Regions from separate parts of the Mus musculus genome. Here region 1 is linked to region 2. Evidence: chromatin loops called from intact Hi-C (ENCODE). Cell type or tissue: heart. All regions are shown on one strand. Each heading gives the region's core, and the rest is flanking DNA. Links, peaks and the distances in the headings are about the cores only.

Region 1 (6,267 bases), core at 633-5,632, 180 kb before region 2:
AGTGATACCCTTCCCTACAGTAAGGCCACACTTCTTAATCCTTCTAATCCTATTATAAAGAATTCCACTGGGCTGGTGAGATGGCTCAGTGGGTAAGAGCACCCAACCGAAGGTCCGGAGTTCAAATCCCAGCAACCACATGGTGGCTCACAACCATCTGTAACAAGATCTGACGCCCTCTTCTGGTGTGTCTGAAGACAGCTACAGTGTACTTACATATAATAAATAAATAAATCTTAAAAAAAAAGATTAAAAAAAAAAAAAAAGAATTCCACTACCTCAAATACATGAGCCAATGGGGAGACATTCTCACTCAAACAACTAGTTGCCATTGTAACACGTCTACAATGAGGGCATAAATAGACCAATTTTTTTTTGCAGTTTGATGAGGAAAATAATTTGATCAAACTTAATGTTGTAGGGGAGGCAGTTTCTGAGGATGTAGACATAATTTTTTGTTTTGTTTTGTTTTTTGAGACAAGATCTTACTATGTAGCCTTGGCTAGCCTCCAGCTTGTCACATCGACTAGCCTCAAACTCACAGAGTCCCACTCATCTCAGCCTCTCAAGTACTAGGATTAGAGGTGTTCACCACCATGCCTGGCAAAAGCAGCTGTAACTGTTAAGTAATTAGTCTTAGTAAAGCAACACCTACTTCGCGTCTGCACTGGGACAGGACACTTTTGAGATGAGGCTCCACCCATCCACTCCAATTTGTGAAAATTCAAATTTATTTGAAAGGAGAGAGTTTGAACTCAGAATACCTCAGAAAGCATTTCCTGCTTGAAAACAGCAGCCTAGGAGATTGATTTTTGCAGATTTAAGTATATAGAAGTTTTTACAACTATGGTCCAAGAGGTAAGACTCCATTCTGAGGTGTCAAAGAACTTGAAACCATCATCCATATGGTATGTTTTGCAAGCACAAACAAACAAACAAAAGATAACCCAGAGTTTTGAGACTTGTGTCATGGATTTTGTTCCATAGTTCCAGAGAGTGGCTAAGGCCAGGCAAGGTGTGGCATGGCCTTCCCACAAGAAGACCATGAGTGACCATTTTATAAAGTTGAGAAGATGACTCCTGAATCAAAGTGGAAGGAAGGCCCAGGATGTTGGGGATTTCTGAAGCCTGTTACATTCGATGAGGAAAGCTGTAGGCATGGAATCGAGCCAGACCATGAAATGTGATTTGTGCAGCATGTGACAGAGTTGGAGGAATGGGGCTACCCAAGTCCTTTGAAGTACAGATGATGAAGCTATCATGAGTCCCAGATGCCTGGCATGCAGTTGCATATTTGGCTCTTTTGGACTAGGTTTCAGTCCTGCTTTGGTCCAATCTCTCTTTTTTTGTGTGGTCATCCTTTTTTTCCCCTTTTGGACCTTAACTGTTTACTCTGTACCATTGTGTGTTGGATGTAGTAACTTGTTTCGTGATGGTACAAGGTATCCAAGTTTGTTAGGGTGGTAAAAACCAGGAACTAACACAGAGGTGTTGCAGGTCATGATATTACAGTGTATCCAAGTTAAAAGATGCTCTGAGCCACAGAAGCATCTCTGCATTGACTTTAGAACAGTAAAAGACTATGGGGGTGTTTAAAAATTAGGTTTAATGCGTTTTTCCTTGCAAGATGGCCACAGGACAAGGGTTGAATGGTTAAGACTTAAAAAGTGGTATGTCTGGGGCTAGAGAGATGGCTTAGTGGCTAAGAGCACTGGTTGCTCTTCCAGGGGTCCTGAGTTCAAGTCCAAGCAACCACATGGTGGCTCACAACCATCTGTAATGGATCGGATGGCCTTTTTTGTGTGTCTGAAGACAGCAAAAGTGTACTCACATACATTATCTATATCTCTATCTATCTATCTATCTATCTATCTATCTAGTGGCATGTCTGGACATCAGGTTGATAAGGAATGGACTTGTGGTTGCTAAAAACATCAATTAGCAACTTGACAGAATTTAGAATCCCCTAGGTGTGGTGTTTTGAAGATGAATGTCCCCTGTAGGCTCATATATTTAAATCATTAGGGAAGGATTAGTCAGTGTGGCCTTTCTAGAGCAGTTGTGGCTTTGTTGGAGAAAGTGTGTCACTGGGGATTGGCTCTGAGGTTTCAAAAGCCCAAGCCAGGTCCAGTGTCACTCTCTCTTCTGCTGCTGCTCTTGGATGCAGATGCAGAGCTCTTGGCTACTTCTCCAGCGCTGTGCCTGCCTGTGTGCCACTAGGTTCTGCACCATGATGAGAATGGACTAAACCTTTGAAACTGTAAGGAATCCCCAATTAAATAAAGTGCTTTCTTTGATAAGAGTTGCCATGGTCATGGTGTCTCTTCACAACAGTAGAACAGTGGCATTTCTGGTTTGGGTTAGGTAAGAAGAGCAGCCCAAGGTATAGGTACCATGCTATCAAAAGAGAAGAAATGGGGGCATTGCATATGTTGTCACTGGAAGTAACCTTAGGGTCTCTTGGGTCTTTCCATAGAAAAGAATGTCATCAGAGCCCATGTAAAGCAAAGTCAAAGTTTATCAATGGCATCCAGTATAAATATGAATATTAGAAAAAAACAAGCTGCCCCGCCAAGACAAGACATCCCCAAGCATGGACATGGTTTTCCCAGAGCTGAGTCACTTTTAGGTGTTTTAAAGAAAGATTTATTTATGTGTGTAGGTGTTTGGCCTGAGTATGTGTACGCTGTTCAGCACATAACTATAGTGTCTCTACAGGCCAGAAGAGGGCACCAGATTACATAGATCTGGCGTTACAGCTAGTGCACTTTAAACTCGGATCCTGTGTGAAAACTTCAAAGGTTGAGGTTTGGTCTTTTGCTATGTATTGTAATGCTAAATACTGGCTGGCTCTGGTTGCCTCAGGCATGAAAGAATCCTCACACAGCCAAGTGATGCTGTTGTAACCTTGCTTCTTAAATTAAAACTATTGGTTGAATAAAGATGCAGAAGAGAGAGAGGATGGGGGAGGGGAGAGAAGAAGACACCATGGAGTAGGTTTGCCATGAAAACAAGGCAATGACGGCTGGCCAATTGAATTTAAGAGCAGGCCAGGGGCTGGACAGATGGCTCAGTGGTTAAGAGCACTGACTGCTCTTCCAAAGGTCCTGAGTTCAATTCCCAACAACCACATGGTGGTTTGCAACCATCTGTAATGGGATCTATGCCCTCTTCTGCTGTGTCTGAAGACAGCTACAGTGTACTCATATAAATAAAATAAATCTTAAAAAAAAGAAAATGAATTAACAAACAAACAAAAAAAGGAGCAGCCCAGATGGAACATGGTTAGTTATAAATTGTAGGGAAGTAGACACTAATATCTTAGAGGGTGGATATCTGCCCATCTCTAGTGCTTTAAAGGCTTATTATACATAATAAAAGTTGTGTGCTTTTTATCTGGGAACAGAGTGATCAAAGTGGAGTAGAACCCCCCTTTGAGATTAAATATTTACTACAACTCTTAGCTGCCGAGACACAACTGTTAGGTAATTTTACAAGAAGCATGTACAGTGACATTCCATGTTCCCATTTAACAAAGCTTGCTTAAGTGTAGCCGGCATATTCACCCTGAGTGGACTCAGGGAGCAGCTAGTGGCGGCCATAGGCAGGTACAGGGAGGACTGGAACCTTTCAAAGCTTTAATCTTTTATCAGCACTCCTGATTTTAAAAATGACGAGGGTCAATAACTCCACTCCTACTGAAAGTATAACGTAAAAACAAAATTCTAGGCCTTTAGGCCCAGGCTTGGGAATATGACCTCTGTGACTAATGCTCCAAGGTATGCTAATCATAAAACAGATAGCGACATTCATCCACCCACCCGCTTCCTGGGTTCAAAGAGTGTTCATTCAAAGAAAGTCAACCTGACCACTGCTGGAACCCGCTATGCAAATGTGCTATTGTTAGGGGCTCTTAGAAACTGTCTTGAGAGATAACCTGCACAATTACCAGGTATTCCTTGTGACTCTTGTGACTTTGCACTTCCTTGGGACTCTTAACCAACAACGCCCTCCCCACTTCCTTGAGTTGTGGTTTCTTCCTTTAAATACCCCCTTACCCAGCTACTTGGCGCGCCACGGTCCTCTACCCCTGCATGGTGTATGACCGTGGGCCCCCGAGATCACTCTTGAATAAAAATCCTCTTGCAGTTTGCAGCAAGACCATTTCTTATGAGTGATTTGGGGTGTCGCCTCTCCTGAGTCAGAACATGGGGGAGTCCTCACGTTGTGGGTCTTTCACTACCAAATGTCCTGGTAAGCCTGAGTATTGTAGGGTTTCATGGGGACCCAGACTTTTTAAATAAAGCTTCTAAGCATCTCAGCAGGACCAAGGCCACAGGCCTGCACCAGAGTGGGAAAACCAAATTTTAACTCTAAGGAATGTTAGGAATCTCCTGGTGGACCTTGGCCGGAAGTCCAACCCCAGCAGAGGAGCTATTTGTTTTTGATGACAGCTGGATCTGGGAGGATCAGTTTTCTTTAAGGGTGTAACTCCTGGTAGGTTGGCCAATTTCCAGGACTGGCCCCACACCCAACCATTTGAATAATGGAATTTGAACTAAAAAAGCTAAGAGCACAAGTTGGGTAAGGGAGGAAGGTAAAGGCAGAGGCAAGAAAAGTTGAAAGGTATAAATATGATCAAATACACTGTATAAAAATTTCAGGGAAGTCTTAAAATATTTTTAAATTGCTTCCCTCCATTTTTTACATTACTCTGAGGGTGTGCTTTACTCAAGATTGAAAGGCTTGATTGTGTTGTAGAAACTCATGGGTCAGAGAGAAGTGTTTACACGCTAGGTCACAAGTTGTCCTGAGCCTAGGTAGACACAGATAATTACTTTAGGAATCTGAGTGAAGTGTTAAAACTGAAGGTCCCATACAATTCTGGCGCTAAATAAGCACAGACTGGGTAGACATCACTGTTGTCCATCCACAGTGCTAGAAGTTTCCTGCCTCTGACTACTACCAACGGAAAATGAGCCACGCTCCAGGGTAAAGGCTCTGTGCAGGGTCGTCTTTTTTTCTTCTTCTTTTCTTTGCCTGGATTCCATGGGCTAGAGTTTTAGAATGAATAAAAAGGAGAAAGTGCGCTGATATACAGCTGCCGTTGCCACTGTTGCCACTGCCAGGCCTTCTGCTCCGTGATGGATGTACCCTCAGGGTGGGAACAACCCCCCTCTTATGTTACTTTTGTTGGGTATTTAATTACAGCAACATGAAAAGTAGCGATCAGATCACCAAGCACAGTGCCTTCTTTATTTTCTGACCAGACACCCTCATTTTTGCCCCTGAGGTCTTAGGCCTATTTTATCCTCTTTATTTGTCTCCACTGAAGTCACAGTAGGTGACATCCCAGGCAGATCTTAAATAAGACCTTGGAGGTCCAAGAATGCCCCATACTGGTTGTCTGCCGTGTGTGTGTGTGTGTGTGTGTGTGTGTGTGTGTGTGTGTGTGTGTGTGTCTGTCTGTCTGTCTGTCTAGTGTGTGTGTATGTCTGTCCCTGTGTGTGTGTGTGTGTGTGAGTGTGTGGGGCTGTCTGCCTAGTGGGGAAGGGCTGTTTGCCTAGTGTGTGTGTGTGTGGGGGGGCTATCTTCCGTGTATGTGTGAGAGAGAGAGAGAGAGCAAGCTAGAGAGCTGTCTGCCTAGTGGGGAAGGGCTGTTTGCCTAGTGTGTGTGTGTATGGGGGGCTATCTGCCGTGTATGTGTGTGTGTGTGTGTGTGTGTGTGTGTGTGTGAGAGAGAGAGAGAGAGAGAGAAAGCGAGCTAGAGAGCTGTCTGCCTAGTGTGTGTGTGTGTGTGGGGGGGGTGCAATTTCCACCTTGTTAAGCTTCCCCAGGAGGTTTGTGGCCTCCATTTCTAGAGGGTTTTTCTTTGTCCCAGAAAGAGTTATACTTTGGGTAGAAATTTGGTCTGAACAGCACTTAAGTCTCATCTAAGTGTTCAAGTTTAAAGTTATGAACAAGTTGAAAGGGGGAGAGTTGGATCTGCCCTGGATCCATTCCCAGACCTGACGTCAGGAGCTAAACCTCCACACTCTGATAAAGAGATTCCTGAACAGGCCTGTAAGGCAAGCAAATAATGTCAGGTACTTGGAAGGCAAAGACTGGAAGGTGGCAGCTCAGATCCTGTCTGGGCTGAACAAGCCAGAGCTCAGTGCTGGAGTGTTCATTTACATGCTCATGAAAGGACAACATAAGCCTCATGAAAGGACAACAAGAGCCCCATTTGTCTCCATTTAAGGACCAGGCCTGATTTAGAAAAAAATG
Region 2 (6,267 bases), core at 724-5,723:
AGCATTAGTTTCCAAGTTGCCCGCCAACAGAACCTGAGCCTAGCTCTAGTCTCTAGGCTAATCCCCAACACAAGCAGAGTTTTCAGATTACACCCCCAACAAGACCAGTGTCTCCAGTTTATTCCCTCAACAAACCTGCACCTCCCAGGTTACAAGCCCATCCCTTGCCTAACAACCACCAATGCAGAGGGGAGCAGAAGTTAAGTTTATGATGTGACTCCCAGCACCAGCCAATTATGTTAAAGGGCACAGCAGCTTTCCAGTTAGATGCTTGCACACATATTCCTGTTTGCTGTTTACTGCAAAGCCTTGCCCCATAGACATTTGGGGCTCCCCACCACCAAAACCATCCTGTGTGACAGCAGTGCGTTGGGGATGGGGGGTGGGGAGCAAGCTAGCTCGAAAAAAATAAAGACCCTGCTGTGAGTTGCATCAGATTGGCTCCTGTCTGTTTTGGGGGGGATCACTAACATTTCCCTGGCACAACAAGGTGAATCCATGACTGTACCATCCATGACATGCTCAGGAGGCGGCATTTATGAGCATACCTCTCCATCTCTGTCTCCTGTATTCCTCCCGTTCCCGCCTTGTACAGTGTTCTCTGGGCTCTGGGTGGCAGACGAAGCTGTCCAAGCACCCAGCAGTCACTATGCTCAGGGCTTTGACTGTCCACTGCAGTAACAAGCTTCTCTGGCCGAGGCTGAGGGCCGTACCAATCTGTGGCTAGCAATTTAATATTTAGAAGGCATGTCCATTTAGATAACTTGTCTATTTAGCAAGATGGCAGAAGTAGGTTCCCATCAGGGCCGATGACCTTGCAGCCATGGCATTAGATCATCTTTGTGGTACAAGGCATGTATTTCCTCCAATAGAGCAGGCCTCAAATCTGATGTGGAAGTCATTGGCTTTCCTCATAAACTCCCTATCACTATCGGCCCAGTACTCATCCTGAGTAACAGTTTAGATGACCTTCCTCCCCCAGTGGCCTGAATTGCATTTGCTGGCATATGAAAGACAGCCAGCAGGAAAGAAGTCCCCAGGTCACTTCCAGCTTGATTTTTCTGTCCTGCAACCAAAATCTGTCTTCATCATAGAATCTTACTATATAGTTATGGTGGGAAACCAAGAACAATGGCAATAGGCTATACTGTTTGTGGTGCAGGGCTCCTACCCAATAACTCAAAGGATGCAAACACACACAGCACTGGGATGTTCACTTAATACCTTATGTCTTTTGGGGGTACCTGTGTTCAAGATATTTTTTAAATTATATTTTTTAATTAGTTTCCAAAATAGTGGGTTTCTATAACGTTTTGAGCTGCTATTTTGTGGTGGTTTGTTTGTTTGTTTGTTTATTGTGACAGTCTTATTATATAGACTATCTAGCTTCAAAGTTTCAGAGATCTGTTTGCCTCTATTTCTCAAGTATTGGAATTAAAAACATGCACTACCATGCCTGGTTTGGTGTGTGTGTGTGTGTGTGTGTGTGTGTTCAGGAACCAGAAGAGGGCATGAATCATTTGGAGCTAGAATTTCAGGAAGTTGTGAGTTACCTAACATGAGTGTTGGGAATTAAACTGGGGGCTTCTGGAAATGAAATCTTCTTAATCCACCAGTTGTTCCTCCAGCCTCCATTAGAAACAAAACAAAACAAAACAACCCTTAACTAAGAAAAAAAGCCTTTACTCCCAGCACTTGGGAGGCAGATGCAGGTGGTTCTCTGTGAGATGAAGGCCAGCCTGCTCTATAGAGTGAGTTCTAGGTCAGCCTGGGCTACACAAGCAAAACCTTGTCTCAAGAAACAAACAAACAAACAAACCCCCAAACCTAAAAGAAAAAAAACCACAAAACACTGGTAGCACGTCATGAATGAGAAGAAAAAAAAAAAAAGAAAGCAAGTGGCTGGACTAGGTTGATAGAGAAAAACTAAAGGAGGGAAATTAAATAGGAGGGCAACAGGGACAAGGTGGGTAGTGAAGTCGTGGCTAAAGGTAGAGTGGAGGGAGGGAGGTAAAGCAATGCAGCAAATAGCCTAAAACAAGCCAAATTCTGCAGACTCTGCACAGACCCTGAGAGTCAGGCGGCCAGCCTGTGATGTCTGGGGAGTGAGAAGAGGGGTGGAGATATATATGACGGACACAGGCTGGCCCACACTGGTTCTGGTTTCAGTTGGCTCAGTCCATCCATCTTTATGTTGGCCCATTTGGCCTACACTGACTTTGAAAACATGGACAATAAGAAACAATTGTGTATTTAATCTGTGAATGAAAACATAGAGTCACACAAAGTGGGTATCCCTTAACAACCAAACTCCTCTGCATCCCATATCTAGAAGCTACAAACAATGACTGGGGTCCCTTAAGCATCTCCACTGGTGCTGCTACCCACAGTTATGCAGTGTGTTCTGACTCTTTCTGAATAAGGGTCGCTCCCCATGTTCTTCATTCTCGAAGCCTGGAAACACTCAGCCCAGACCTTTACCACCAGTAACAGAAGAGTTTCTAAGGGACCCCCACCCCCACCCATTCTCCTTTTCCCTCTTGAAATAAATGAGATGACAGAGTAGTCCTGGAGGTGCTTCTGATAGACTCCAATCTAATAATATAAACCAAGGGCCATAAAATTGCAGAGGGAGTTAAAAAGTCTCTTTTACTATAAGTGAGGTTTGTTGTGAGTTCTAGAAAATTGCGGATTTATAGTTAGGAAAGGAAACATGCCATGCTTAGGCATTACACATGATTCCCTGCTACTGTAACATTCTTATTTGAAACATTCCTGTAGAAAGGGAACATTGTTCTCAAAGCAAATGTTAATTGTGCTGGGATACTTGACTCTCAGTTGTCTAGAGATCAACCAGACTCAGGTGTAGGAGACCCTCTCCCTTCCCTTGCTTCTTCAACTGAAACACTTGGGGCTCTGTCTTTGGCTATCAAACTTCAGTAATGGAACCACCCCAGAAATCTCATGCTGGAAGGAAAAAGCCTGAGTTTCTGGGGGCAGCCAGTAACTACAGAAGGATTTGCAACTTGTCAAGGGGGCAGGCTTGGAGAAGGAGGCTGGATCAGGGGTCGGGGGTGACGGGTGAAGGGTGATTGGTGAGGGGACACAATTTCCTTATACTGCACACTTCTTGCCTTCCATTTAAACCTTATCTTTATGTTAGACCTGGAAGATGAACGTGGGGAGTCATTGAATTTCATCCTCTCAGTGTGGTCCCATTTAATAAATCGTTTTCTGCTTTTCACAATCAGACAGATGTCCAAGCCTGGCGAGTTAAGGTTGCCACTGTACAGGGCCATTTCCCTTTTCTGAGACTATAAAGCACAGTGAAACGGTGTCTTGTGGTTAAATGTGATAACCTGAGGGTGTCTGATAACACAGCGTTACTCAAAGCCTCAAGTTTTCCCCAGTCACTCTCACCAGAAACTTCCAAGGTGGCGCTGGTCTGAGAAGAGGAAGACCGGAACTGAACGGCCTCCAGGTGGCGCTCTAGACCACTCCTCCGCGCTGTGTGGCTTTTTTTTTTTTTTTTTTTTCTTCGCCCCGGAAGTGATTTCTAGGCCGGGGTTAGAGAGGTCGGGCCATGGTGGGGCAGAGGTTGGGAAGATGGCGTTGCAAGGTTGGGTACAGCGAGGCTGGCGCTGCGGTCCGGCGTGGGCGCCTCCCTTGGGTGGCGGCTACCGGGAGCTCTCTGCGACCCAGGCCCCGCGGCTGCTTGGACGCAGGTAATGGCCGCCGCTTCCAGCTCCCCCGGCTTCCCATGAGCTGGGGTTGCGCGCATCCTCGGGGGATAGGTAGCCGTGTGGGGCTCCCGCTTTCCATTGTTTACGAGGTCTTTGCTAAAGCTGACTCCTCCCTGCCTAGCTTTTCCTTGGTCCTCCTTTCCCTACTGGCTTCTGGGTGCCGAGCCGCGAGAGGTGTCTGGCCGAGCCCGGCCCGGTTCTCCGGACCCGCGGTCTTTCCTAGTAGTTCCGAGGGATGTGATGGAAAGGGGAACTTCTGAGCGTTAATTGCATGTCCGGCTCATATTCTTGAAAGGGCTGTACTGCTGTAGGAAGCACGTGGCCTTTCCGGCCGGCCGGATCTTACATGAAGTGTAATAGAAGAGAAATTCCATAGCAGTTGAATTAATACTGACGTTGAAACTTAGTCCGAAGATGTCAACTTTGCAACTTCTACCTAATTGATGGTACCATACACACCAAGGGGCCTGAGGTCTTTATAAACGTGTGAGCTAGCCAGAGATGAGATTGAGCCTGGCGAAGGCACCACCTGATCTTAAAATTCACCCGAGGTGGGCACAGGTCTGTAATCTCAACTCTCAGTAGTCTGAATCAGGAGGATGGCGAGTTGGAGCCAAGCTGGGAAAGGCTGAATTATAAATAAATAAACAGCACCTGGACTATATGTAGATTCATTTCCCAGGTGCCACCCAAAATCAGAATCTTGGAAAGTGGCGAAAGCGGAAGAACCTGCTCCTCAAGTGAAGCTTATTAACATCTGTGGAAAAGTTGCATATGGTGTAGCTTACTGGCTAACGTTTAAAATCAGGCATTGCTTTTAAACAGCTTGGTGTGGTCAGACTTGCTTGTAAGCAGGGTTAGGCGTTCAAGGCTAGGCTGGGCAGCAGAAGACTGGAAAAAAGAAAGGAAGAAAAAAGTCTTAAACAGGTGGAACTGGGGAGGTGCCTTGGAGGTAACAAGATTTCTGTGATCCTGTTGATTTGCTGTGATAGTTTCGGGAAAAGGCAGCAAAAGAAGTGGACACTTCATCTCTGAGGAACCTCATTGGTAGGGTGCTTGTCTCTAGTAACACCACAAAACTTGTCAAAAGAGTTTAGCCTACCTATCATGGTGGCTCAGGCTAGTAATCCCGGCACTTGGGAGGTGGATTAGGAGTAGGAGCCAGACTGTCAGGCCACCATGGATTACTTGAGGTCCTGTCTAACCCTCCCCTCAGTACATGTGGTATTAAAATTTATATGGAAACTTGGAAACTGACATTCTTAATCTTGTGGTTATGGGAGAATGCATTAGATGAGAATGTGGGTGAACCTGAAGTGGCTTTGCTCTTGTCTCCACATGTATGAACTTAATAGGGAATGGGAGTTGCTCGCTTTGTAATCACTAGTCTGTTTTGAGCCACTGTGGTTCTAAATTAGCATGAAGAATGAGCCAGGCCTTGTGGCTCTAAAGAGGTCCCAACGTTTGCATTTTATAAACACTTTATGTGGTGATACAAAGGCAAAGGTGATACAAACACAAGGTCCTCAGGCACCTGCCAGCCCACACACGGTTCTCCCTTTACAGGAGTTATAAGATTTTATGATATGGTTAAGTTTAGGTTGCTGCACTCCTGTCCTTCAGGATTCTTGTCTAGCAAGAGAAATCAATAGTACTGGGTTACAAGTTTAGTTCTGTATAATGAATGCATTCTGATGATGATCATTTGGTTTAGTTCAGTGGGAACTGATCACTTTATTTATTAGACCTACTTTGGCTACTTTAAACTCTTCCTGGGCTTCGTGAGCTCTTAGCTCAGCACTCAAGATTCTCTGCTCTTACAGGGGACCTGGGTTTGATGCCCAGTTTCCACATGGTTGCTTACAACTGTCTGGAACCCAGTTCCAGGGGCTAAAGGCCTCTTTAGGCCTCTGCTAGCACCAGGCACACATGTAGTGCACAAACATACATATAGGCAAAACCTCCATATACATAAAATTAAACGCTCTTGGGGCTGGAGACATGGCTCAGGGGTTAAGAGCACTTAGTACTCTTCTAGAGGACCTAGGTTCAATACCTAGCACTCAAATGATGGTTCACAATTGCCTGTAATTCCAGGCCTAGAAATCTGTTACCCTCTTTGGGCCTCCAAGGCATCAGACACATGAGTTGCACAGGCGTACATGCAGACAAAACATCCATACATGTAAGGAATTGAATTTTTAAAAAGAATAAGGCTTTTAAAAAGAAAAAAAATTACTTAGGAATGCATTTGGCTATAAAACTGATGACTAGATAAGTGGGAATTATTTTTTCTAAGATGTTTTGAGGGAAGAAGCGACTGCTGTCTTTGTACTATACTCCAAAATGTCAGGGTTTAAGTGTAAATTCCTTGACCTTTATCTTGGCTTTAAAGAGAACTGTTTTAGCTTTAGATATTACATCCTATTCAAGCCAGAAAGATAGAGGCACGTGTGTGTGTCTGTCTGTCTGAGTGAGACGGGGTGGAGGAGTGGGGTTGAGGGTGGGTGGGGAGGGGGTGATG

What was found. Peaks named below come from ENCODE experiments on the same cell type or tissue, not always from the same donor. Only the 100,000 strongest peaks of a DNase experiment are listed, where the experiment ranks them.
Region 1: a loop joins it to region 2, with 2.5 times the contacts of the local background. A loop is called at or near these places in 9 of 42 quality-filtered maps.

Annotation. Positions count from the first base shown.
Region 1 is chr16:20,476,860-20,483,126 of GRCm38, reverse strand. No RefSeq gene overlaps it. Among named protein-coding and RNA genes, the nearest start is that of Eif2b5, 19 kb to the left of the region's middle. In heart, for the core only: a CTCF peak has its summit at 2,719 (motif pointing right); no DNase peak of the experiment used is centred there; H3K27ac peaks cover 787 bases.
Region 2 is chr16:20,299,667-20,305,933 of GRCm38, reverse strand. It overlaps Parl (presenilin associated, rhomboid-like), which reads left to right and starts at 3,572. Exons shown (of 10, transcript NM_001005767.4): 1 at 3,572-3,725. The coding sequence starts at 3,607. In heart, for the core only: a CTCF peak has its summit at 3,457 (motif pointing right); a DNase peak (open chromatin) is centred at 3,653; H3K4me3 peaks cover 2,192 bases; H3K27ac peaks cover 1,513 bases.